Regions from separate parts of the Homo sapiens genome. Here all the other regions are linked to region 2. Evidence: chromatin loops called from intact Hi-C (ENCODE). Cell type or tissue: endothelial cell of umbilical vein. All regions are shown on one strand.

Region 1 (5,000 bases), 350 kb after region 2:
ATGGTGTGCACCTGTAGTCCTAGCTACATGGGAGGCTGAGGCATGAGAATCACTTGAACTCAAGAAGTGGAGGTTGCAGTCAGCTGAGATCACGCCACTGCACTCCAGCCTGGGCAACAGAGACTCTGTCTCAAAGAAAACAACAACAACAACAACAAAACACTATTTTTACTGAGACAGCTCTTGATTTGGAATGTAAGTTCTGGAACAAGAGGGAGCTTTAATAATTAAGCTTCCTGGCCTGCTGAGAAGCTCAAGTTGTTTCCCATAGTTCTTCCCTGGCTTGAGCTGCTTGAATTTACTGATTGATTGAAAGGTTGGAGGCTGTCATTGCCAGTGCTTTGCAAGTCAGGTAACCATGACGGGAGGCAGACAAAAGCTGTAGCTTTTTCTTTTTTCCCTTTGCAGCATAGGCTTATCTCTTACAGTTCATGTTGTCTTGGCTGCTAAGAGCTTCATATGTGAGACCCAAACACACAGTGACATACACCTGCTCGGGCACCTGTTTCATTTTTGGCATTGAGGAGCTGGGATGTTGTTACTTTGTATATAGACAGCAGCAAATAAAACTTGCAAGAGGAGCTTCTCCTTTAAGGCCAAGAGAATTTCGAACTTCAGTTCTCTTAGAGTTTGAATGGTGAAGACTTACTGGATTTAAGCTATATCCCTCTGAGGGCAGGACCTGGTAGTAGACCTAGTACGTGATATCAGTCAGCACTGCTTTCCCTTTGATTTTATCGTAAGCCTTACCACAAAGTGGATCTGTCTGGGTTTGGGATTTTAATAGAATATGGCATGAGAAAGCAGAGTTTATTGCTATTTGCCATGCTGCTAGTCGTTATACTATCGTGGTGCTTTAAAAAGAAGAATACTGACCTGTGGTCTTTCCTTAACATAGATAGGAAAAATATCTAAAAACAAAAAGAAAAAACTGAAAAAGAAACAGAAGAGGCAGGCTGAGTTATTGGAGAAGCGCCTGCAGGAGATAGAAGAATTGGAGCGAGAAGCTGAAAGGAAAATAATAGAAGAAAACATCACCTCAGCTGCACCTTCCAATGACCAGGATGGCGAATACTGCCCAGAGGTGAAACTAAAAACAACAGGATTAGAGGAGGCGGCTGAGGCAGAGACTGCAAAGGACAATGGTCAGTGGGGCCTGGAACCTGGGCTGCATGGGGTTCTCAGAGCTCCATTAGTAGGGTTCTGCCAGGTCAACATGGGGGCTGATTTGTGCTGCTGCTGCAGATGACAAGGATGATTCTCTCCAACTCCCTATTGGGAAATATGGGAAATAGCCTCGTACTTCATTTGTGAACTGTATGCCAGAAATATGTTAACATTTCAAAATAGTTTTTAAAAATGTAAAATAATTGAGAAATTCCATGTTTCTATCATGCTAATGATGGTGCTTTATTTTGTCATTAACTTTTTACCTAACTGTAATGCACCACAAGTCTGTTTCTGAAGATTATAGAGGGTAGAAATGGAAGTGCAACTTTATTTAGAAAGAGTTATTTTCCCTTAAAGCTAACTTTTTCTTATAAGAGCAGGCCAATTACTAAATGAATGAAAAATGAGATTTAGAAAACCTGAAGGTTTTACCCCAAAAGCCAAGAGGTGTTTACCAGGTGGTACATAAGCATATTCAAAATGTATTTTATTGATGGAGATAAGTACTTAATGAGGCTGTATTAAGGAGAGTAACAAGTTCTAATTCTTGACCCATCAAATTCTTAAGGTGAAGCTGAGGACCAGGAAGAGAAAGAAGATGCTGAGAAAGAAAACATTGAAAAAGATGAAGATGATGTAGATCAGGAACTTGCGAACATAGACCCTACGTGGATAGAATCACCTAAAACCAATGGCCATATTGAGAATGGCCCATTCTCACTGGAGCAGCAACTGGACGATGAAGATGATGATGAAGAAGACTGCCCAAATCCTGAGGAATATAATCTTGATGAGCCAAATGCAGAAAGTGATTACACATATAGCAGCTCCTATGAACAATTCAATGGTGAATTGCCAAATGGACGACATAAAATTCCCGAGTCACAGTTCCCAGAGTTTTCCACCTCGTTGTTCTCTGGATCCTTAGAACCTGTGGCCTGCGGCTCTGTGCTTTCTGAGGGATCACCACTTACTGAGCAAGAGGAGAGCAGTCCATCCCATGACAGAAGCAGAACGGTTTCAGCCTCCAGTACTGGGGATTTGCCAAAAGGTAAGTGTTTCTTCCCATCAACTGTCTGCCATCGCTGACTCCAGGGACGTGCCTTTAACAAATGCTGTGAAGGAATTGGCTGGAAGTGGCCAAGCCCTGTGTGTGTGTACTGATCAGTTTTATTACTTTTATACTCCTGAAGAAGTAATGTGATTTAAATAAATTTTCTATGCCATTAGGCTATTTCTTGCTCTCTGCATACCAAATCTTATTTCTGACCAGTTTTCATTTTTAATATATTTAGTCAGCAGCATCATTTGCAAAAACCTTCCAGTTTTAGCAACTTACACCTTTCTAGAATGTGTAGTTTAGTTTAAAATTCGTATCTTCTTCCATCTAATGTCATTATATTTAGTTTAGTTTAGTTTTGTTTTGTTTCTATTCAAGAAAATTATGCCTCCTCTTTGACTCTATTGAGAAAGAAGTGTCATATTGTCTTTTGATAGTTGTTCCTGATTATAGGACCCTACTATTGGTAACTGGCCCAGGATTGTAATTTTCAAGGAATTGGCATGGATTTAAATGTGATGACAGATTATAGATTGGCTCTTGTGTTCTTGTCTACCTAAGAAGGCTTGACTTATTCAAAGCCTTATTTTGGGAGTGAATGCCAAGTGACTCTAGTAAGTGAAAACTGGGTAACACAGCTGGTTTCCATACTGGCTTATGGGGGAAAAGCTCTGAAACCTCCCTCTGCTCCCTCTACTGACAAGACTGTTTAACACACAGCGAGTAAAATTGATGAGCCAGCCCTGCAAACAGCCCGACATTCTGCAGCCCCTTTGGTTCCAGCAGTCTGGAATTGCACGCCGAGTAAGCTGGCTTTGTTACGCACTGGCTATGATGAATCCTCCTAAGGATTTGCTTTCTTTACTTGGCTGGACGTGGTCAGCTCCTGTTCCCCTTTCCAGGGAGTGTTTGAAGGTGCTTACATAGAATGTAGGTTAATTTCTGGGAAAGGGCAGTAGTGAGAGGTACCTTATCCAGACTTATTGTTGCTGTTGCAGTTCAATTTTTCTCTTACTTGAAGTTTCTTTTTTTTTTTATGAGATTGAGTCTTGCTCTGTCACCCAGGCTGTAGTGCAGTGGCGCGATCTCGGCTCACTGCAACCTCTGCCTCCCGGGTTCAAGCGATTCTCCCGCCCCAGCCTCCTGAGTAGCTGGGATTATAGGCGCGTGCCACCATGCCCGGCTAATTTTTGTATTTTTAGTAGAGACAGGGTTTCACCATGTTGGTCAGGCTGGTCTCAAATTCCTGACCTCGTGATCCACCCGCCTCAGCTTCCCAAAGTGCTGGGATTACAGGCGTGAGCCACCGCGCCCGGCTGAAGTTTCATATAGAAAGTAATTTACAAAGTACCTTTTTAATTATTTCTATTTTATTCATTCATTTATTTATTTATTTTTTGAGACAGTCTCACTCTAGTTGCCCAGGCTGGAGTGCAGTGGTGCAATCTCAGCTCACTGCAACCTCCGCCTCCTGAACTCAAGCAATTCTCCTGCCTCAGTCTCCCGAGCAGCTGGGATTACAGGCGCCCGTCACCATGCCCGGCTAATTTTTATATTTTTAGTATAGACAGAGCTTCACCATGTTGGCCAGGCTGGTCTCCAGTGCCTGACCTCAGGTGATCTGCCCTCCCCAGCCTCCCAAAGTGCTGGGATTACGAGCCTGAGCCACCATGACCAGCTCAAAGTACCTTTTTTATTCATACTTATTTTGCAAGTATTAGCTTGGGCTGCAGTGGCTTCAAGTACAGTCAGCCCTCCATATCCATGGGTTTTACATCTTTGGATTTCCCATCCATGTGTTCAGCTAACTTCAGGTGGGAAATAGTTGGAGGGGAAAAAAAACTGTGTCTTTATTGAACATGTACAGATTTTTCCCCCCTTGTCATTACTCCCTAAACAATACAGTATAACAACTATTTACATACCATTTACATTGTAGCAGGTATTATAAATAACTAGAGATCAACTAAAGTGTATAGGAAGATATATGTAGGTTATATGCAAACACTACACCGTTTTATATCAGAGACTTGAGCATCTGTGGATTTTGGTATCCTCAGGATGTCCTGGAACCAGTTCCCCTGCAGACACCGAGAGGCACCTGCATATCAGATTAAACCCCAGCTCAAAACTTAATAACTGTGGAACTTTGGTTTCTTACCCTGTCTGAGCCTTGGTTCATTCCTCTATCAAAAGAAAGAAATGGCTACCTCTAAGGTTGTTAGTAGCACTGAATTAAATAAAACAGGTCAATGGCAAAGGTACATAAATAACATATAATAATAATATATTGAAAAATTTCCCATTGAATGTAAGTTGCCTTGGTCATCACAATCCATGTAAAGGAGCAGAATTGCTGCTTGTTACCACATGGTCATCATTGGAGGCCCAGGCAAGTCATAAGACTTATCCTATTGTTTACATGACAGCTCCATCTCTGTGTCACAGGAAACTTCAAACCTTACATGTCCAAAACCAGAATACAACTTTCCCTGCCAACCTGCTACACATACTGTATTTCCTACACTTGTTGCCACCATTTCTTGTTGCTCCAGTGAGAAACTTGATCATCAGGATGTCTTCTTTTTTTCTCTCATGTCCAGTAAATCATCTCATTTTGCCAGTCATACCTCCTAAGTAGGGGTCCCCCTTGCCTTGTCCCTAAAGTGGGCAGTGTCATTGCTTGCCTCTCCTATTATGGAGGTTCCTTACTGGTGTCTTGGCTTTGTGTTCTCTCCAGCTTTTCTCCCCACCTGCCTTTCAGCATGCC
Region 2 (5,000 bases):
TGGTTTCATGGGCTTATACACATGTCAAAACTTGTACATTTTAAATGTGTACAGTGTATGTCAGTCATACTGCAATTAAAAATAAAGTACGCTATGTTTGCTACCTCTACTTAAATACATGTATTTATTTTGGTTTCTCGGATTTTTTTTTTTTTTTTTTAGTCTTGCTGTGTCACCCAGGCTAGAGTGCAATGGTGGGATCTTGGCTTACTGCAACTTCCACCTCCCTGGTTCAAGTGATTCTCCTGCCTCAGCCTCCCAAGTAGCTGGGATTACAGGCATACACCAGTGCACCTGGCTAATTTTTATATTTTAAGTAGAGATGGAGTTTCGCCATGTTGGCCAGGCTGGTCTTGAACTCCTGACCTCAGGTGATCCACCCACCTCAGCATCCCACAGTGTTGGGATTACAGGCATCAGCCACCACGCCCAGCCCATATATTTATTTTGAATTTCCTCATCTTTTTATAAAGAATTTATGGTGGTATCTCCTCTTTACCCCATAATCCCCTACAATTGGGCTTCTTTCCCACTACTTTTCTGATTCCCCTGAAATAATGTAGTTGTTGAACCGGTTGTATCGTAATGTTTATTCCAGTTCTTTTTCTTCCTTGACCTTGAGACAGTGGCATGATGTCATAAAAGCAGTCATCTCACCATTGCTTTTACTGGTGGTGTGTACAAATATTGAAGCATTTGAAAGAGAGCAGGAGTAAATACATGAAGATGATGGTGTTCCTATCTGGTGGCCTGGTTTCATTTTCTCGCTGTGGCATATAGAATGTGGAGTCATTTGCTCAGAGTGAAGGGGCAGGAGTGGGTAAGGGAGCTTGAAAGAGAGTGGAGATTTGAAATAACCTTTGTGGGTAATGGACCAGGGACTCCCCAGAAACTCAGAAGAATGGGGGTAGGGGGACAGGGGTTTGAAGGCTCAGGCTTTCTCATCCTCTGTGGATAGAGGTCACAACAGAAGGTTTTTGCCTTGTTTTTGGTATCTAAAATACCTAGTCACCTCCTGTGATTTCTAGCTGGCTCTGTGAATTTTGTTTCTGATTAAAAAAAAAAAGTCAGTTTATTTTGTTTCTTTTTCTTTTCTTTCTTTCTTTTTTTTTTTTTTTTTTTTTGAGATGGAGTTTCGCTCTGTTGCCCACGCTGGAGTGCAGTAGTGGGATCTCACCTCACTGCAAGCTCCGCCTCCTGGGTTCACGCCATTCTCCTGCCTCAGCGTCCTGAGTAGCTGGGACTACAGGCGCCCGCCACCATGCCCAGCTAATTTCTTGTATTTTTAGTAGAGATGGGGTTTCACCATGTTAGCCAGGATGGTCTCGATCTCCTGACCTCGTGATCCACCCGTCTTGGCCTCCCAAAGTGCTGGGATTACAGGCGTGAGCCACTGGGCTCTGCCTATTTTGTTTTCAACACAGAAAGAACTAGGTAGAAAATGAAAGGCCTGCCATAACTGTACTTCTTCCGAGATCACCTTATTCACAACATGGTATATATTTTTTGAGGGACTTTTTTTCCTTTTTAAACAGCAATACTTATGTATTCTTATTTTGAACAATAGATGGTGTACCTTATTTCCTGTAGGTATATAGCAAAATATGTTTGAATGTATGGATATATCCTAATTTAAACTATTACTCTATTTTTGAATGTTACATTGTTTCTCGTTTCTTGCTGTTATAACCCAGTCCATGACAGACGTATTTGTAGCTAAATCTTGGCACACATCTGTGATAACTTCATTAAGATAAACTTAGCAGTGAAATTACTGACTTAAAGGGAATATGACATTTTAATGTGGTTTGTCTTTTTTCTTTCCATCTGCTGGTCAAAACACAGAGAAATTCTCTCTCTCTTTTTTTTTAATAGCAAAGCCTAATTATCCTGCAAAAAAGTGGTACCAATTTACCACCTTTATTCTGGTTCCCTAGAATCTTCCTCAGCATGGTGTTATGATGGGGACAGGGAGTCATTTGCTAATTTGAGGGTCAAAAAATGGCATCTTGTTATTTTATTTTGCGTTTTCTGATGTGAAGTCTTAGAATAGTTGAAGACCAAGAATATTTCTTTTTTTTCTTGGTCAGCCAGCAGATGTCACACTTCATCAGGACACTGCTCTGTCCTCAGATTTTTGCTGCCTTTATCATCTTCCTGTTGACTTAGTAAGAAACTGTGTTAGACACCTAAATGTTGGCCCTCTGAAAGCACACAGCACTTATCTCACGGATACAGGCTACACCCTTAGTTTGTTTAATGGATACATGGGGCCAGGCAGATTGGCCTTTCCCGTGGGAACTTGTGAACAGGAGAAACCCACTCTGCCACACAGGCATTTGAATGACTGCTGGATTGATCGGTCCTGGGGATAAGCAGCACGTCTTTTCAGCTTCATGAAACTCTAAAGCCACCTAGTAATTTTAACAGGGTCTCAGGCAGGAACAGTCTCATTCAGAATGATTTGTTTCTTTTCCTGCCTGTTCCTGCCAGTCTCCTTTCTGAACTTGGGCCAGTATTTCCCTGGCTTTGTTAATTAAGGTTTTCTGTGCATCATGTTGCTTAATTGGTTCCTGATGTTTAAAAGCAAGATTTTTATATTCCCTAGTTACTCACTGAATTTGCTGTAAATTTACAACCAAAGACCTTGATCTGGGATCATCATAATTAAAACTGTGAATAGTATCATGAAGACATTGTCAGCTTCATTCCATTTCTCAGGGAGCACCCATACCAACCAGAACTGAGTATAGTTCTTGCTTTTTGCTGTGCCAGTGGAATTTAGAGATGGATGTCTATCGTATATTCAAGAATTGATACTACTATTCGGCCACAAAAAAGAATGAAACAAAATACTGATATATACTTAAAACATGGATAAACCTTAAAAACATTCCACTAAGAAGTCAGGCGCACAAGGCCAGATATTGTATGATTCTGTTTATATGATGTGTCTGAAATAGGAAAATCTATAGAGGCAGAAAGTAGATTAATGGTTGCCGAGGTCTGCAGGGAGAGGAAACGGGAGTGACTGCTGAATAGGTACAGGGTTTCTTTTTCAGGTGATGGAAACGTTCTTGAAGTATATAGTGGTGATGGTTTCACATTGTTGTGAATATACTAAAAATCACTGGCATGTACACTTTATAACAGTTAAAATGGTGAATTATACATGTGTATATATATATTTATTTATTTTATTTTATTTTTTGATACAGGGTCTCGTTCTGTTATCCAGGCTGGAGTACAAGTGGCACAATCTCGGCTCACTGCAACCTCAGCCTCTGAGGTTCAAGTAATCCTCCTGCCTTAGCCTCCCGAGTAGCTGGGATTACAGGTGTGCACCACCATGCCCTGCCAATTTTTGTATTTTTAGTAGACACGGGGTTTCACCAGGATGGCCAGGCTGGTCTCGAACTCCTCATCTCAAGCAATTCAGCCACTTTGGCCTCCCAAAGTGCTGGGATTACAGGCGTGAGCCACCATGCCCAGCCTTGTGAATTTTATATTATGTTAACTTTATCTCAACTTAAAAAAAAAAAGGACAGAACTATCAGGCACTTCTGTGGCACCATCAGGAAGCAGTCTCCGGAACACTCTCTCTAGGACAGCTCCTGACCCTGAATTGTTCTGTCAGTTTCTACAGCAGTAGTTCCTGGCTGAAGAGGAGTTTTGTCCCCCGTTCCTCACTCTGTTCATACTGATCCTCCGCTTCTAGATTCCTTGGGATACAATCCCTGGGTTAATTCGTGCTCTTGGGTTCTACCATTGCTCCCATACATAGTCCAGGAATTCAAGGTTACAGTGAGCTATGATTGCACCACTGCACTCCAACCTGGGTGGCAGAGCAATTCCTTGTCTCTAAAAAAGGAAGAAAAAGTTATATAAGATAAGAAAATATACAAAAATCAATATGTACAGCTGGGTGCGGTGGCTCACGCCTGTAATCCCAGCACTTTGGGAGGCTAAGGCGGGCAGATTACTTGAGGTCAGGAGTTCCAGACCAGCCTTGCCAACATGGTGAAACCCCGTCTCTGCTAAAATTACAAAAATTAGCTGGGCTTGGTGGCAGGCGTCTGTAATCCCAGCTACTTGAGAGGCTGGGGGCAGAAGAATTGCTTGAACCCAAGAGGCAGAGGTTGCAGTAAGCCTAGATCACACTAGTGCACTCCACTCCAGCCTGAGTGACAGAGCAACACTCTGTCTCAAAAACAAAACAAAACAAAAAAAAAAAAGAAAGAAAAATAAATATAGCACCTGGATAGGTGCAGTGGCTCACGCCGGTAATCCCAGCACTTTCGGAGGCCAGGGTGGGCAGGCATGGTGGTGCATGCCGGTAGTCCCAGCTTCTCAGGAGGCTAAGGCTGGAGACTTTGTAAGCCCACGAAGCAGAGGTTGCAGTAAGCTTAGATCGCACCACTGCACTCCAACCTGGGCGACAGAGACTCTGTCTCAAAAACAAAAAAGAGATATAGCACTTAAAGCAATTTCATACTGGAACATGACTAGGTAGAATAGAGTAATCCTAGACCCAGATACATCCAAGGATTTAGTACGTATTCAAAGTATCATTTAAGATAAGTGGAGAAAATAATGGTTGATTCAAAAAATAATGGTTGATTCAAAAAATGTTGGATAACTGAGTAACCATCTAAAAAACCATTTAAGTGTGGCTCCCCTACCTCATTTCCCTTTGCTAAATAAATTCCAGGTGGATCATAAATTTGAACATTAAAATGCAACTTTAAAAGGACTCTACTTAGGCCGAGCAAGGTGGCTCATGCCTGTAATCCCAGCACTTTGGGAGGCTAGGGCGGGCAGATCACCTGAGGTCAGGAGTTCAAGACCAGCCATGACCAACATGGAGAAACCCTGTCTCTACTAAAAATACAAAATTAGCCGGGCATGGTGCCGCATGCCTGTAATCCCAGCTACTCGGGAGGCCGAGGCAGGAGAATCGGTTGAACCCGGGAAGCGGAGGTTGCAGTGAGCCAAGATCG
Region 3 (5,000 bases), 86 kb after region 2:
TAAACTTTCTTTTTTTTTTTGAGACAGGATCTTGCTGTGTCACCCAAGCTGGAGTGCAGTGGTGCAATCTTGGCTCAGTGCAGCCTTGATATCCCAGGCTCAAGTGATCCTCCCACCTCAGCCTCTCAAGTAGCTGGGACTACAGGCATGCACCACCATGTGTGGCCTATTTTTGTATTTTTTTTTTTTTTTGAGATGGTGTCTCACTCTTGTTGCCCAGGCTGGAGTGCAGTGGTGCAATCTCGGCTCACCACAACTCCACCTCCCGGGTTCAAGTGATTCTTCTGCCTCAGCCTTCCGAGTAGCTGGGACTACAGGTGCATGCCACTACGCCTGACTAATTTTTGTATTTTTAGTAGAGATGGGATTTCACGATATTGGTCAGGCTGTTCTTGAACTCCTGACCTCAGGTGATCTGCCCACCTTGGCTTCCCAAAGTGCTGGGATTACAAGTGTGAGCCACTGTGCCCCGCCATATATAGGCATGAGCCACCGTGCCTGGCCCAGACTTTAGTTTTCTTAACATTGCAATATAAAAATTCTGGAATAGAAGGCCAGTGGCTCACGCCTGTAATCCTAGCACTTTGAGAAGCCAAGGCAGGCAGATCACTTGAGCTCAGGAGGTCGAGACCAGCCTGGGCAACATGGTGAAACCCCATCTCTACAAAAAATTAGCTGGTCGTGGTGGTTCACGCCTGTAATCCCAGCTATTTTTGGGGCTGAAGTGGGAGGATTGCTTGAGCCAGGGAAGTCGAGGCTGCAGTGAGCTGAGATCTCACCACTGCACTCCAGCTTATGTGACAAAGTGAGACGCTGTCAAAAGAAAGGAAGGGAGGGAGGGAGGGAAGGAGGAAGGAAGGAAGGAAGGACGGAGGAAGGAAGGAAGGAAAAGAAAGATTGATTCTGGAGTACAAAGTGAGATGCTGTCGAAAGGAAGGGAGGGAGGAAGGAAGGAAGGAAGGAAGAAAGGAAGGAAGGAAGGAAAAGAAAAATTGATTCTGGAGTAGAAATTAAATTACAGGCTGAGTGCTGTGGCTCACACCTGTAATCCCAACACTTTGGGAAGCTGAGGTGGGAGAATTGCTTAAACTCAGGAGTCTGAGACCAGCCTGGGCAACATGGGGAAACCCCGTCTCTACAAAAAACAAACAATAAAAAACAAACAATAAAATTTAGTGGAAGCCAGGGCTCACGCCCTGTCATCATGGCACTTTGGGACACTGAGGCAGGATGATCACCTGAGGTCAGGAGATTGAGATCAGCCTGGACAACATGGAGAAACCCCACCTCTACTAAAAATATGCCGCGTCTGGTGGTGGGCACCTGTAATCCCAGCTGCTTGGGAGGCTGAGATTGTGCTACTGCTCTTCAGCCTGGGCGACACAGCAAGACCCTGTCTTAAAAAAAAAAAAAAAAAAGGCAGGACGTGGTGGCTCATGCCTGTAATCCCAGCACTTTGAGAGGCCGAGGAGGGGAGGTCACCTGAGGTCAGGAGCTCCAAGACCAGCCTGGCCAACATAGTGAAACCTGCCTCTACTAAAAACACAAAAAAATTAGCTAGGCATGGTGGCATGTACCTGTAATCCCAGCTACTAGGGAGGCTGAGGCAGGAGAATCGCTTGAACCCGGGAGGCGGAGGTTGCAGTGAGCTGCGATGGCGTCCCTGCACTCCAGCCTGGGCGACAGAGTGAGACTCCATCTCAAAAATCAAAAAACAAAAAGCCTAGCGGGCGTGGTGGGTAGCACCTGTAGTCCCAGCTACTTGGGGGACTGAAGTGGAAGCATCACTTGAGCCCAGGAGGTCGAGGCTGCCGTGAGTCAAGACTGTGCTATTGCAGTCCAAGCCTGGTGACAAAATGAGATCCTGTCTCAAAAAAAAAAAAAAAGAAAAAAAAGTATGAAGTGTATTGACTTTTTTCTAAATTTAAAAAGTTTTGAGGATTAGATGTGAAATACTGGGAATGCTTTAAAATCAATGCAATCACTAGTATAACCATTTTAGAAAACTTTTGGCTGTATGTGCTAAAAATGCACACAGATATAACCTATGACTCAGCAATTCCATTTCTAAATATATACACATATTCACCAAAAACCTCATATAAGGGTGTTCACAGCAACATTATTCATAATAGCTTAAGTTGGAGACAACCCAATCACCGATGACTGGTGGAATCACCTATCCATCAGAATCTAGGGGGGACACAGAAATTATTTACTTTTTATTGAAGTTGGACCAATTATTTTATTTTATTTTATTTTTTATTTTTTTGAGATGGAGTCTCGCTCTGTCGCCCAGGTTGGAATGCAATGGCACGATCTCAGCTCAGTGCAACCTCCGCCTCCCAGGTTCAAGAGATTCTCCTGCCTCAGCCTTCTGAGTAGCTGGGACTACAGGCGCGTGCCACCATGCCCAGCTAATTTTTTGTATTTTTAGTAGAGACCATGTTAGCCAGGGTGGTCTCAATCTGCCCACCTCGGCTTCCCAAAGTGCTGAGATTACAGGCATGAGCCACTGTGCCCAGCTGGACCAATTATTTTATAATAAAAAAATTAACGAATTGTTTGTTTGAACAGGTATTAGAGAACTAAGTAAAGGGGATACTGAACTAACCCACTAATAAATCAGGAATCAGCACCCATATCTGGGGCTGGGAAACACAGTTAGCAGTAAGGGTTATCAGACCTCAGAAGCTTAGAGGAGGGAGCTGGGACCCAGATGTATAAAGAGGGAGTACTCCCAGGAGTTGCTATTATTTCTAGGGGAATATAATGAGGCTGATTTGAGGAGCTCCGTGAAACCTGGGACTGGAACCATTGCTGTCCCTGTGATAAAGAGCCAGTGCTGAGACGACGGTGACCAAAAGGCCAGCAAACAGGAAGTAACATTTCCCTGCTCCTGTTCCTCTTCTCCAGGCTTCCAGTCTCCCTCTAGTGACCCCAACTGGCAGAATTAATGGCGGAGCACATTGGCAAAGGAGAAATAAGATCACATTTCCTCTATTATAAATGTGGCTTGGCGTGGCTCATCCCAGCCCTTTGGGAGGCCTAGGTGGACAGACTACTTGAGGTCAGGAGTTTGAGACAAGCCTGGCCAACATGGTGAAACCCCGTCTCTACTAAAAATACAAAAATTAGCTTGGCGTGGTTGTGCATGCCTGTAATTCCAGCTACTCAGGAGGCTGAGGCAGGAGAATCGCTTGAAACTGGGAGGCGGAAGTTGCAGTGAGCCAAGATGTGGCCACTACACTCCAGCCTGGGCGACAAGAGCGAAACTCTGTCTCAAAACCAAACCAAAACAAAACAAAACAAAACAGCAAATAAACAAATGTGGCCACAACTCCCCCCTCACAAAGCTGATAATAGAATGGTGGGTTTGGGGCTGAGATAGTAGTTTAATAAATAATGTGAAGACATTTTTAAAATATGGCATATTCATACAATGAAATACTATAAAACAATGAAAAGATTGTACAGACAACACATGGGTGAGGCTCACAAACAAAACGTTGAAAAAAACCAGCCAAATACAAGAGTAATTAGTGTAGGGTTCCATTTCCATAAAATTTAAAAGCAGGCAGCATGAATCTGTGGGGTTAGGAATTAGAATAGAGGCTATCTTGGTAGGGGCAGTGACTGAGGAGAGAGGAGGGGGACTTTTGGGATACTGGTAATATGCAATTGTCTTTTTTTTTTTTTTTTTAGACGGAGTGTCGCTCTTGTTGCCCAAGCCGGAGTGCAGTGGTGCCATCTCCACTCACCGCAACCTCCACCTCCCAGATTCAAGCAATTCTCCTGCCTCAGCCTCCTGGTAGCTAGGATTACAGGCGCGCGCCACTATGCTCAGCTAATTTTTGTATTTTTAGTAGAGATGGGGTTTCACCATGTTGGTCAGGCTGGTCTCAAACTCCTGACCTCAGGTGATCTGCCTGCCTCGGCCTCCCAAAGTGCTGGGATTACAGATGTGAGCCACCGTGCCCAAACTATTTTTTTTATTCTTAATTTTTTGAGATGGAGTCTTAACCTGTTGCTCAGGCTGGAGTGCAGTGGCACCATCTCGGCTCACCACAATCTCTGCCTCCTGGTTCAAGTGATTCTCCTGCCTCAGCCTCCTGAGTAGTTGGGATTACAGGTGCCTGCCACCACGCCTGGCTAATTTTTGTATTTTTAGTAGAGACGGGGTTTTGCCATGTTGGCCAGGCTGGTCTCGAACTTCTGACCTCAAGTCATCTGCCTGCCTGGGCCTCACCAAAGTGCTGGGGGAGGCAGAGTTTGCAGTGAGCCGAGATGGTGCCACTACACTCCAGCCTAGGCAACAGAGGGTCTCAAAATAAAAAAAAATAAAAAAAATTTTTTTACATTGAATCTCTTTCATTAGTTACAATAAAATGGAAAGCAAATTCTTTTTTTTTTTTTTTTTTTTAAGACGGAGTCTCACTCTGTCTCCTAGGCTGGAGAGCAGTGGCACGATCTCAGCTCACTGCAAGCTCTGCCTCCAGGGTTCACGCCATTCTCCTGCCTCAGCCTCCCTAGTAGCTGGGACTACAGGCGCCTGCCACCACACCCAACTAATTTTTTGTATTTTTAGTAGAGACGGGGTTTCACCGTGTTAGCCAGGATGGTCTCGATCTCCTGACCTCGTGATCCGCCCGTCTCGGCCTCCCAAAGTGCTGGGATTACAGGCGTGAGCCACCGCGCCCGGCCGGCAAGCAAATTCTTATACTCAGAGAGCTCAAGCATTTGAGAAATGAGTATTATATCAGAGCTATATCCATGTTCTAAGACTTGGAAGAAATGGAGCCCAGGGTGTTAAACTTAGCACAGATTATGGCCAGATCTTCTAATCTATTTGATTATGTCCTGGCATATTAGACATTATTCTAAATTTTAATACAGCCCCAGGTAAATCTTTGGGCATCATTTTTGAACTGGCTTATGTAAGAGTCTCCTATACTATTTTATTTATAACAAACTTGTCACTATTGGTGATTTTCTCTAGA
Region 4 (5,000 bases), 58 kb after region 2:
AAACCAGAAACTATGAATGGTGATTGATTCTGGATGTGGACTGGTAATGTGTGGGGGGAGGAGAGACTTTCATTTTTCATTTCTGCACCTCAGTGTGACTTGAGTTCTTTCTACCCCCGCCCTTTTTTTCTTAACCTTGCATGGATAACTGTAATTTAAAAATAGCTCTAAAATAATATAGAACTTGGCCTGGCACGGTGGCTCATGCCTGTAATCCTAGCACTTTGAGAGGCCGAGGCGGTTGGACCACTTGCGGTCAGGAGTTCAAGACCAGCCTAGCCAACTTGATGAAACCTTGTCTCTACTCAAAATACAAAAATTAGCTGGGCATGGTGGCGCACACCTGTAGTCCCAGCTACTCAGGAGGCTGAGGCAGGAGAATCACTTGAAGCCAGGAGGCGGAGGTTGCAGTAAGCTGAGATTGCACCACTGCACTCCAGCCTGGGTGACAGAGCGAGATTCTGTCTCAAAAAATAAAAATAAGGCCGGGTGCGGTGGCTCACGCCTGTAATCCCAGAACTTTGGGAGGCCAAGACAGGCGGATCACAAGGTCAGGAGATCAAAACCATCCTGGCTAACACGGTGAAACCCCGTCTCTACTAAAAATACAAAAAATTAGCCGGGTGTGGTGGCGGGCACCTGTAGTCCCAGCTACTTGGGAGGCTGAGGCGAGAGAATGGCGTGAACCTGGGAGGCGGAGCTTTCAGTGAGCCGAGATCATGCCACTGCACTCCAGCCTGGGCAACAGAGCAAGACTCCATCTCAAAAAATAAATAAATAAATAAAAATATATATATACACACATAACTTATTTTTTTCCCAAAACAATTAAAGTACCCTACAAAAATACAAACCATAATAATAGTAGTAATAATTAGACTAATTCAGGAAAGAGGGAAACTCATTTGTCTTCATCAGTTTGGGCTGCTATAACAATACCATAGACTGGGTGGCTTAAACAACAGAATTTTATACCTCACAGTCCAGAGAACGTTCAAAATCCGAGTGCCAGCACGGTCCCGTCCTGGTAAAGGCCCTCCTTCTGGTTTGGAGATGGCTATCTCTTTGTTTGTTTGTTTTTTTGTTTAGTTTAGTTTTGTTTGTTTTTGAGACAGAGTGTCACTCTGTCGCCCAGGCTGGAGTGCAGTGGCACGATCTTGGCTCACTGCAACCTCCACTCCCCGGGTTGGAGTGATTCTCCTGCCTCAGCCTCCAGAGTAGCTGGAATTACAGGCGCACGCCACCACGCCCGACTAATTTTTGTATTTTTAATACAGACAGGGTTTCTCCATGTTGGCCAGGCTGGTCTCGAACTCCTGGCCTCAGTTGATCCACCCGCCTCAGCCACCCAAAGTGCTGGGACTACAGACGTGAGCCACTGTGCCTGGCCCAGGTGGCCATCTTCTTACTGTGTGCTCAGATGGCAGAGAGAGAGAAAGCAAGCTCTCTCATGGCTCTTCTTATAAGGGCACTAGCCCCATCATGTGGGCTGCATCCTCATGACCTAATTACCTCCCAAAGGCCCCATCTCCAAACACCATTACATTGGGGATTGGGATTGCAACATATGAATTTGGGAGGACACAAGCATTCAGTCCATAGCACACTGTAGGAAGTCTGAAGCTGGGGGTAACAGTATTTTAAAACTATTTAATATGTAACTAATTTTTTTCACGGTTTAGCCATTAAAAGATTAATGATCTGCCGAATACTTCTTGAAAGTCTGTTAACTCCAACAGGAAATTCCCTCTTTGGAGATAATTATCCCCTGGAGATGGCTGAGGGAATGAGCCAAATAATTCCAGCCAAAAGCCCTTGATCAACACAGTATGTCAGTTTCATGTGCAGTCTGATCTGCTTTTCCAAATTTAATTTAGATAGTGAGTACCTGAATATAGAGACTTTGTTGTGATAGATATATATCTATTTGTGAAAATGAAGATGGTATCCAAGCTTTGAAACAAATGCTGTCTACATTTATCACTTGGCAACATGTTGTGTTGGTCAATAAATCCTAAAAGATGACAGCTCTTGCACTGAAAACATTAAAAATCTTCTGTTTGCATTTATGACATGTCACTCAGCCAGCAGAGGGAGACATGGCTGTATACCTTTTAGCAGTTATTGTTTCATCAACTAGCAATAAGAAAGATATAGGGCCAGGCGCGGTGGCTTACACCTGTAATCCCAGCACTGTGTGAGGCCAAGGCAGGAGGATTGCTTGAGCCCAGAAGTTCAACACCAGCCTGGGCAACATAGTGAGACATCATCTCTATTTCTCAAAAAACAAACAAACAAACAAATATATATATATATATGGTCTACCTCAGCATCAAATAGATCTTAGTGATTACACAGACCAAGTTCTACATTTTTCAGATGAGCGAAATGAAACCCAGAACAGTAAAGTGATTGGGCTAGAGTGAACAGCTGTCTCCTGTCTGACTCCTATGTCAGTGCTCTTTCCTCTCTACGTAAGTTCTAACTGCACTCTCAGCATTTTGAAAATGTGGTTGGGGGCTGGACGCGGTGGCTCACGCCTGTAATCCCAGCACTTTGTGAGGCCAAGGAAGGCAGATCATGAGGTGAGGAGTTCGAGACCAGCCTGACCAACATGGTGAAACCCCGTCTCTACTAAAAATACAAAAATTAGTTGGGCATAGTGGAACATGCCTGTAATTCCAGCTACTCAGGAGGCTGAGGCAGGGGAATCGCTTGAATCCAGGAAGCAGAGGTTGCAGTGAGCTGAGATCATGCCACTGCACTCCAGCCTGGGTGACAGAGTGAGACTCCGTCTAAAAAAAAAAAAAAAGAAGAAGAAAATGTGGTGGGAGAGAGTATTATTGATTGTCACAATGATTGGTCAGCACTACTGTCATTTTAATGGGTGGAAATCAAATGTATAAGACATCTGCAGGCAGGGCATGGTGGCTCACACTTGTAATACCAGCACTTTGGGAGGCTGAGGTGGGAGAATTGCTTGAGCCCAGAAGTTGAAGACCAGCCTGGACAACATAGGGAGACCTCATCTCTACAAATAAAAATAAATATAAAAACTTAGTTGGGCGTGGTGGCATGTACACCTGTAGTCCTAGCTACTCAGAAAGCTGAGTGAGGAGGATCACTTGAGTCTGGGAGGCCAAGGTTACAGGGAACTGTGATCACACTGTAGCACTACAGCCTGGGTGACAGAGCGAGACCATGATTCAAAAAAAAAAAAAAATCTGTAATACAGGGACCTTTGGCAGATTGTTAACATATTCTGATTTTTCCAAGAATACAATTATATATATGAAAGGAGGATTTGACTTTATGATGTCTTGAACTTTACCAAGGGTTTTCTACCATTGCAGACAATCATAACATCTATATCACTACCATGTGGGATAATTGACTCATTACTATACAACACACCTGTATTACTCTGTGCTTGTAGCTGGCACATTTACTATGATGCTATGTGAAGACGCAAGTATCTGATTATTTCATTAAGCCTTCTTGCATAGTCATATCTTGATATGTACATATTGAAATGCTTATTTCCTTTTTTAAAGATTAAAAAAATTTAATTGATACATAATTGTACAAACTTACGGGGGTACATGTGATATTTCAATATATGCATATGTTTAGAGGTCAAATTGAGGTAACTGGGATATCCATCACCTTCAACATTGATCATATTGCTGTGTTGGAAACATTCAAATTTCTCTCTTGTGGCTATTTAAAAATATACGGCCGGGCGTGGTGGCTCATGCCTATAATCCCAGCACTTTGGGAGGCTGAGACAGGTGGATCACAAAGTCAGGAGTTCAAGACCAGCCTGACCAACATGGTGAAACCCCGTCTCTACTCAAAATACAAAAATTAGCTGGGCGTGGTGGTGCACACCCATAATCCCAGCTACTCAAGAGGCTGAGGCAGGAGAATCGCTTGAGCCCGGGAGGCAGAGGTTGCACCTGGGCAACAGAGTGAGACTCTGTCTCAAAAATAAATAAATAAATAAATAATATATATACACAAAAACAATGTTGTTAACTATAGTCACCCAGCTGTGCTATAGGATGCTAGAGTTTATTCCTCCTTTTCTTTTTTTTGAGATGGAGTCTCACTCTGTTGCCCAGGCTGGGAGTGCAATGGGGTGATCTCAGCTCACTGCAACCTCCACCTCCTGAGTTCAAGCAATTCTCCTGCCTCAGCCTCCTGAGTAGCTGGAAATACAGGTGTGCACCACCACACTGAGCTAATTTTTGTATTTTTTAGTAGAGATGGGTTTTTGCCATGTTGGCCAGGCTGGTCTTGAACTCCTGATCTCAGGTGATCCACCCACCTTGGCCTCCCAAAGTACTAGGAATACAGGTGTGAGCCACCGCACCTGGCCTATTCCCCCCTTCTAACTGTAATTTTGCATCCATTAACCATTCTCTTCCTATTCCCCCTTCCCTTACTCTTCCAAGCCTCTGGTAACTACTATATTTCCTTTATTTCTGTTTTATGATATAGGCATACCTAATTTTATTGCACTTTGCTTTATTGTACTTTGCAGACATTATATGACTTATTTTGTTTTGCTTTTTAGGGATGGGGTCTCACTATGTTCCTCAGGCAGCAGACATATTGTATTTTTTGCAAATTGAAGGTTTGTGGCAACCGTACATTAAGGAAGTTGATCAGTGCCATTTTTCCAACAGCATGTGCTCACTTCATGTCTCTATGTCACATTTTGGTAATTCTCATAATATGTTAAGCTTTTCAGTATTATTATAACTGCATGGTAATCTGTTACCAGTGATCTTTCATGTTACTATTGTAATTGTTTTGAGGCACAATGAACTGCACCACATAAGCCATTGAACTTAATCAATAAACGTTGTATGTGGTCTGACTGTTCCACCAACTGGCCATTCCCCCATCTCTCTTTCTCTACTTGGACTTTCCTATTCCCTGAGACACAAAGATATTGAAATTAGGCCAGTCAATAACACCACAGTGGCCCCTAA
Region 5 (5,000 bases), 600 kb after region 2:
CTGAGTTTGTAATTTGGTAAATGTGAATGTATAATTTTTGAGGACTTAGAATGTGGAATAAAGAAGAATTTACTTAATATGTAAAAAGAGGCTGGGCGCAGTGGTTCATGCCTGTAATCCCAGCACTTTGGGAGGCCAAGGTGGGCAGATCACCTGAGGTCAGGAGTTCGAGACCAGCCTGGCCAACATGGCAAAACCCCGTCTCTACTAAAAATACAAAAATTAGCCAGGTGTGGTGGTGGGCGCCTGTAATCCCAACTACTCGGGAGGCTGAGGCAGGAGAATTGCTTGAACCCAGGTGGCGGAAGTTGCGGTGAACTGAGATCGCACCACTGCACTCCAGCCTGGCGATAGAGCAAGACTGTCTCAAAAAAACAAAACAAAACAAAATAAAACCAACGAAAAACTCCTAATAAGACCTCAGATGGGGCTTTGAGCCACGAGTTAGTGGCCATCCTTACCTACATTAATACTTTTTCTTCATTTTCCTCCATTCACTCATTCAGTCATTCGTTCAACAAATATGAATTGAGCATATATGATATGTTAGGCACTATTCTAGGTGTGGGGATACAGTGGCAGACAAAGGAGAGTAAGTCCTAGCTTTCATAAACCTTACAGTGAAATGTGGATATAGACAATACGCAAATAAATGTGTAATAAATACATCAGGTGGCTTTGAGTGCTACGAACAAAAATAAATTGGGGTGAGAAGCCAGCTGTTATTTTGGAGCAGGTGGTCAGGGACACTTTCCCTGAAGGAATGAGGAAACAAAATGTCTAGGGGAATCCACCTTCTAGGTGGAGGCTTCAGCAAAAGCAGAGGCAGGAGAAATAGCAGGGGAGCCAGGGCAGCTGGTGATAGGAGATGGGCCATCAGGGTGAACCGGGCAATATAGGACTCTTGGGCAATGGTGAGGCATTTTGAATTTATTTTCAATGCAATGGGACATTATTGAAGGGTGGGGAGAAGGGGAGGGGGGTGATGAGAATTACATTGTAAGACTCACTGTGAGTGAGTGAGTGACAAGAAGACTGTAAGGGGTAAGAGTTGAAGCAGAGAGGACAGTTAGAAGGTGATGACATGGTCTGGAAGAGAGGCAGTGGTGGCTTGGACCAGGCTGGGAGTGGTTGAAGTGGTGAGGTGGGATCAGATTTAAGATGCGTTTTTAAGGCAGAGTCAGTAGGATTTGGCGATAGGTTACATGAGGAATGTGTGTGTGTGTGTATCTGAGAGAAAACTCATGATGACTCCCAAGTTTTTGGTCCATCTGAGTGAGTGGGGTCCTATTTACTGAGATGGGGAACAAGAGAAACTTTTTTTGGGAGAAAATCAGATAGCCACAATAGGCCATTAGACACAAAGATCTGGAATTCAAGGGAGAGGTTGGAACTGGAGATACATATTTGGGAGCCATCCATTGTACAGATAATATTGCAGGGACTGTAGAAAGAGAAGGAGGAAAGGCCAAGGACTGGCCCTGTACCATACCACCCTTGGAGGGAGGAGAAATGGTTTGGGAGCCCCAAAGAGGGGCAAGGGGGCTACTACCCCTCCTCCATGAACTGGGCAGCTTCATATTGAAAAATTACCTAAATAGCAAATAAAATCGAAGTCTCAGTTGTGATCTCTGGGGTAGAGTGGAAAGATCAGTGGCTGGGTCTGTTTTCCACTAGTCCACGCTGCACCTACATAGATCTTCAGCACTGAGTGCTATGAGGATGGGGATATTTGAGAGGGTTCTCCTTCCTCTCCTCTTCCCTCTCCCCTGCCTGCTGACCTTCCCTTCTTCTATCCTTTCCTGAGTTGCCCATTCCTCCTCTTGCACCTCCCACTCCACTTCTCCTTCTCTCCACCAATTGGTGTCCTTGGGACTGAATTTCAGGTGATTCTAGGCTAGGAGGCCTGGGCTGTTAAGTTACAGAACCCCTCCTTTCCAGGTGCAGACAAAGTCTCCCCTTGAAGCTTGGGTCAGAGGTAAGGTCATTTTCTTCAAATACTCAACCCACACATTTCACCATTTTGAAATTCATCCAGGCTTGCAAAATGTCAGAATGCAAATTCTCCTGAAAGGGGAGTTTATTTGTTCTTCACAATTCAATGTGAATTACTTTAATCAGATAATCAGCCAATTTCCCTCCTAACAGCTGGTTGAGATCAGGCTGCACTATATTCTTTTTATTAAAAAAAGATCTTACTAAGACTATATCAGAAGTCTTCAAGCTTTATCACGTGTAAAATTCACTTAGGAAATTCACTGAAATGCAGATTCCTAGGTTCTATTCCCAGATATTCCAACTTGGTAGGTCCGGATGATTCTGGTGCAGGTGGCTGGTGAACCACACTGGGAAATACCGAGGTAGAGGATTGGACAGAACTTGGGGACAGGGGAGCGGTCAGAGGGCCTATCTCAGGAGGACATGCTTGGCAAGCTGCCAAAACAAAGGCCTTTGAACTAAACAGAGAACGAAGTGGAAGGAAAGAGGAAGGGGGAAGAGAGCCCAGAATAGAAGGGAATGGAAGCAGATGCCTTCTCCGTGATGTTGTTAGTACTTGAACCCACCCTACAACCCCAGGCTTCTGGCGTGTACCGAAGACTTGGGCACTTATCACGCATCAGGCACGGTATAGGTATTAATGAGCTTTCCAGCTCATTGAATTCTTACCACTTCTTATTATCTCTGTTTGGGGATTACAGAGGCTGTAAAAGTTTTACGAGGCAGGGCTAGACCCAGAAGCCTTGTCTGTGTGATTCCATATCCACACGCCCCAACCACGTGTTGCACTGCTGAATCTGCACCATCATCAGGTTATGCGGGCTCAAAGGGAAGTGTGCTCAGGAGTGAATTTCAATGGCTCAGAGGCCCACGCTTTCCTCTGGGATGGGCTGCTTTGGTGCCCCCTGGTGGCTGCTAACCTGGTGTGCGGCGTCCAGGCAAGAACAAGCAATGAACTGAGTCCTAGCTCCCCAGCAGGGAAATATGGAAGATTCTTAAAATATCACACTTCCCACCTGATCAGACACGCAAACTCTTTTCTCCCATTATCTGAGCAATTTCAGGAAACTCCCGTTAGTGCTACGTCCCTCAGCTTCTGCCTCAGTGACACGTTACACACTAATTTATAAATTACAAGCCACTGCCTTGTAACCTGATCACAGCTGCACACACCTCACCTTCCCTCCAACCATATAGGCTCAGAGAACCCGCTTCATTTTCATTAAATAGTAAGGAAAAGCTCCCCGGGCTTCTGTATTCTACTAGGCCTGCTTTTATTTTTAACAGCCTGTCTGCCAATGCACTAGTGGGCTAAAAATAGACTTACTTATAATACAATTCATCATGCACTCAGCTGCCAGGAGGAAGCTTAATTTAAGCTTCATCCAAGATGAAATACCTTTAAGAAACATATTATTTCATGTAACTATTAATATCAGTTTTTAAGAGTCCTCCAATATGAACTCTTTGATACATACTTTGGAAATGAGGGAACGTTAGAATGTTATGAAAAGAGATCTCGGCAAAACTATCTTGCCATAGTCTTGGCCAAGGTTAGAAAATGCTTTGGGAGCTCTTTTCCTTAACTCCAAACTCTTTTAGTTTCTCTTTGCTTTTTCTCTTAATTCTAGCTCTTTGTTTCAACTTGATCTGAATAAATTGGATCATCATAGAGTTGCCAGATTTAGCAAATAAAAATACAGAATGCCTAGTTAAATTTCCGATAAACATTGACAGTTTTTTAGTATAAGTAAGTCTCAAACATTGCGTGGTTTGCTCAGGACTTTTCTGGTTTTAGCACTGAAAGTTCTACATGCGGGAATGCCTTCAGTCCCAGGCAAATGAGGCAGCCAGTCGCCTTAACTACAATATAAATCATACCCTTCCCCCATCTTCAGGATTTATTTCCCACTAGGAAGTCTTGTGGGAGAGAAACTTTTAAAAATAACAGCTTTATTGAGACATAATTCACATATCATAAAACACCTCTTAAAAGTATACAATTCGGTGATTTTAGTATACCTATAGAGTTGTACAACTATCACCACTATCTAATTTTAGAATATTTTCATCACCATGAAAACCCCATACCTACTGTCAGTCACTCACCATTCTCCACTCCCCTCAGGCCCTGGATACCACTAAGATACTTTCTGTCTCTATGGATGTTTCCATTCTGGACATTTCATATAAATGAAATGTGGTACAGGCTGGGCACAGTGGCTCACGCCTGTAATCCCAGCACTTTGGGAGGCCAAGGTGGGCAGATCATCTGAGGTCAGGAGTTTGAGACTAGCCTGGCCAACATGATGAAACCTTGTCTCTACTAAAAATACAAAAATTAGCTGGGTGTGGTGGTGTGTGCCTGTAATCTCAGCTACTTGGGAGGCTGAGGCGGGAGAATCGCTGGAACCTGGGAGGTGAAGGCTGCAGTGAGCTGAGATCATGCCACTGCACTCCAGTCTGGGTGACAGAGTGAGACTCCATCTCTAAATAAATAAATAAGTAAATAAATAAATAAATGAAATGTAGTGCTTAGTGGTTGGATTCTTTCAGTTAGCCTAATGTTTTCAAGGTTCATCCATATGGTAGCATGTGTCAGTACTTCATCCTTTTTTATTGCCAAATAGTATTCTGTGTGGATATATAAATGCATACCTTGGAGATATTGAGGGTTTGGTTCCAGACCACTGCAATAAAGTGAATATCACAATAAAGACAGAAGTTTTCGTTTCCCAGTGCAAAAGCTATGTTTATAGCATCCTGTAGACTGGTAAGTGCGCAGTAGCATTACATCTAAAAAATATACATACTTAATTTAAAAATAAATTAATGAACGAATTTTTGCTGGTAAACATGGAGGTGTCCTGCCTCCATGTTGATGGCGGCTGACTGATGAGGGTGGTGGCTGCTGAAGGCTGAGGTGGCTGTGGAATTTCTAAAATAAGACCACAAGGAAGTTTCCTTTCATGGAAGATTTTTCTATAGCACGTGATGCTGTT

Evidence for each region. Hi-C counts contacts between places; a loop is a spot of excess contacts. Peaks named below come from ENCODE experiments on the same cell type or tissue, not always from the same donor. Only the 100,000 strongest peaks of a DNase experiment are listed, where the experiment ranks them.
Region 1: it touches region 2 in a loop (2.3-fold over the local background); 15 of 110 quality-filtered maps call a loop at or near these places.
Region 3: it touches region 2 in a loop (9-fold over the local background); 21 of 110 quality-filtered maps call a loop at or near these places.
Region 4: it touches region 2 in a loop (8-fold over the local background); 12 of 110 quality-filtered maps call a loop at or near these places.
Region 5: it touches region 2 in a loop (15-fold over the local background); 4 of 110 quality-filtered maps call a loop at or near these places.

The regions. Positions count from the first base shown.
Region 1 is chr7:105,139,229-105,144,228 of GRCh38, reverse strand. It overlaps SRPK2 (SRSF protein kinase 2), which reads left to right. Exons shown (of 16, transcript NM_182692.3): 10 at 899-1,145; 11 at 1,739-2,221. Among named protein-coding and RNA genes, the nearest start is that of KMT2E, 130 kb to the right of the region's middle. RefSeq lists a silencer at 2,192-2,368. In endothelial cell of umbilical vein, a CTCF peak has its summit at 2,940 (motif pointing left); no DNase peak of the experiment used is centred here.
Region 2 is chr7:105,485,272-105,490,271 of GRCh38, reverse strand. All of the region lies in intron 7 of PUS7 (pseudouridine synthase 7), which reads left to right. Among named protein-coding and RNA genes, the nearest start is that of PUS7, 34 kb to the left of the region's middle. In endothelial cell of umbilical vein, CTCF peaks have their summits at 1,902 and 2,104 (motif pointing right); a DNase peak (open chromatin) is centred at 2,251; H3K27ac peaks cover 3,914 bases.
Region 3 is chr7:105,399,702-105,404,701 of GRCh38, reverse strand. No RefSeq gene overlaps it. Among named protein-coding and RNA genes, the nearest start is that of SRPK2, 13 kb to the right of the region's middle. RefSeq lists a silencer at 636-821. In endothelial cell of umbilical vein, a CTCF peak has its summit at 2,936 (motif pointing left); a DNase peak (open chromatin) is centred at 2,911; H3K27ac peaks cover 896 bases.
Region 4 is chr7:105,426,993-105,431,992 of GRCh38, reverse strand. No RefSeq gene overlaps it. Among named protein-coding and RNA genes, the nearest start is that of SRPK2, 41 kb to the right of the region's middle. In endothelial cell of umbilical vein, a CTCF peak has its summit at 2,087 (motif pointing right); DNase peaks (open chromatin) are centred at 1,492 and 2,052.
Region 5 is chr7:104,881,754-104,886,753 of GRCh38, reverse strand. All of the region lies in intron 2 of LHFPL3 (LHFPL tetraspan subfamily member 3), which reads right to left. Among named protein-coding and RNA genes, the nearest start is that of LHFPL3-AS2, 42 kb to the left of the region's middle. In endothelial cell of umbilical vein, a CTCF peak has its summit at 2,905 (motif pointing left); a DNase peak (open chromatin) is centred at 2,863; H3K27ac peaks cover 275 bases.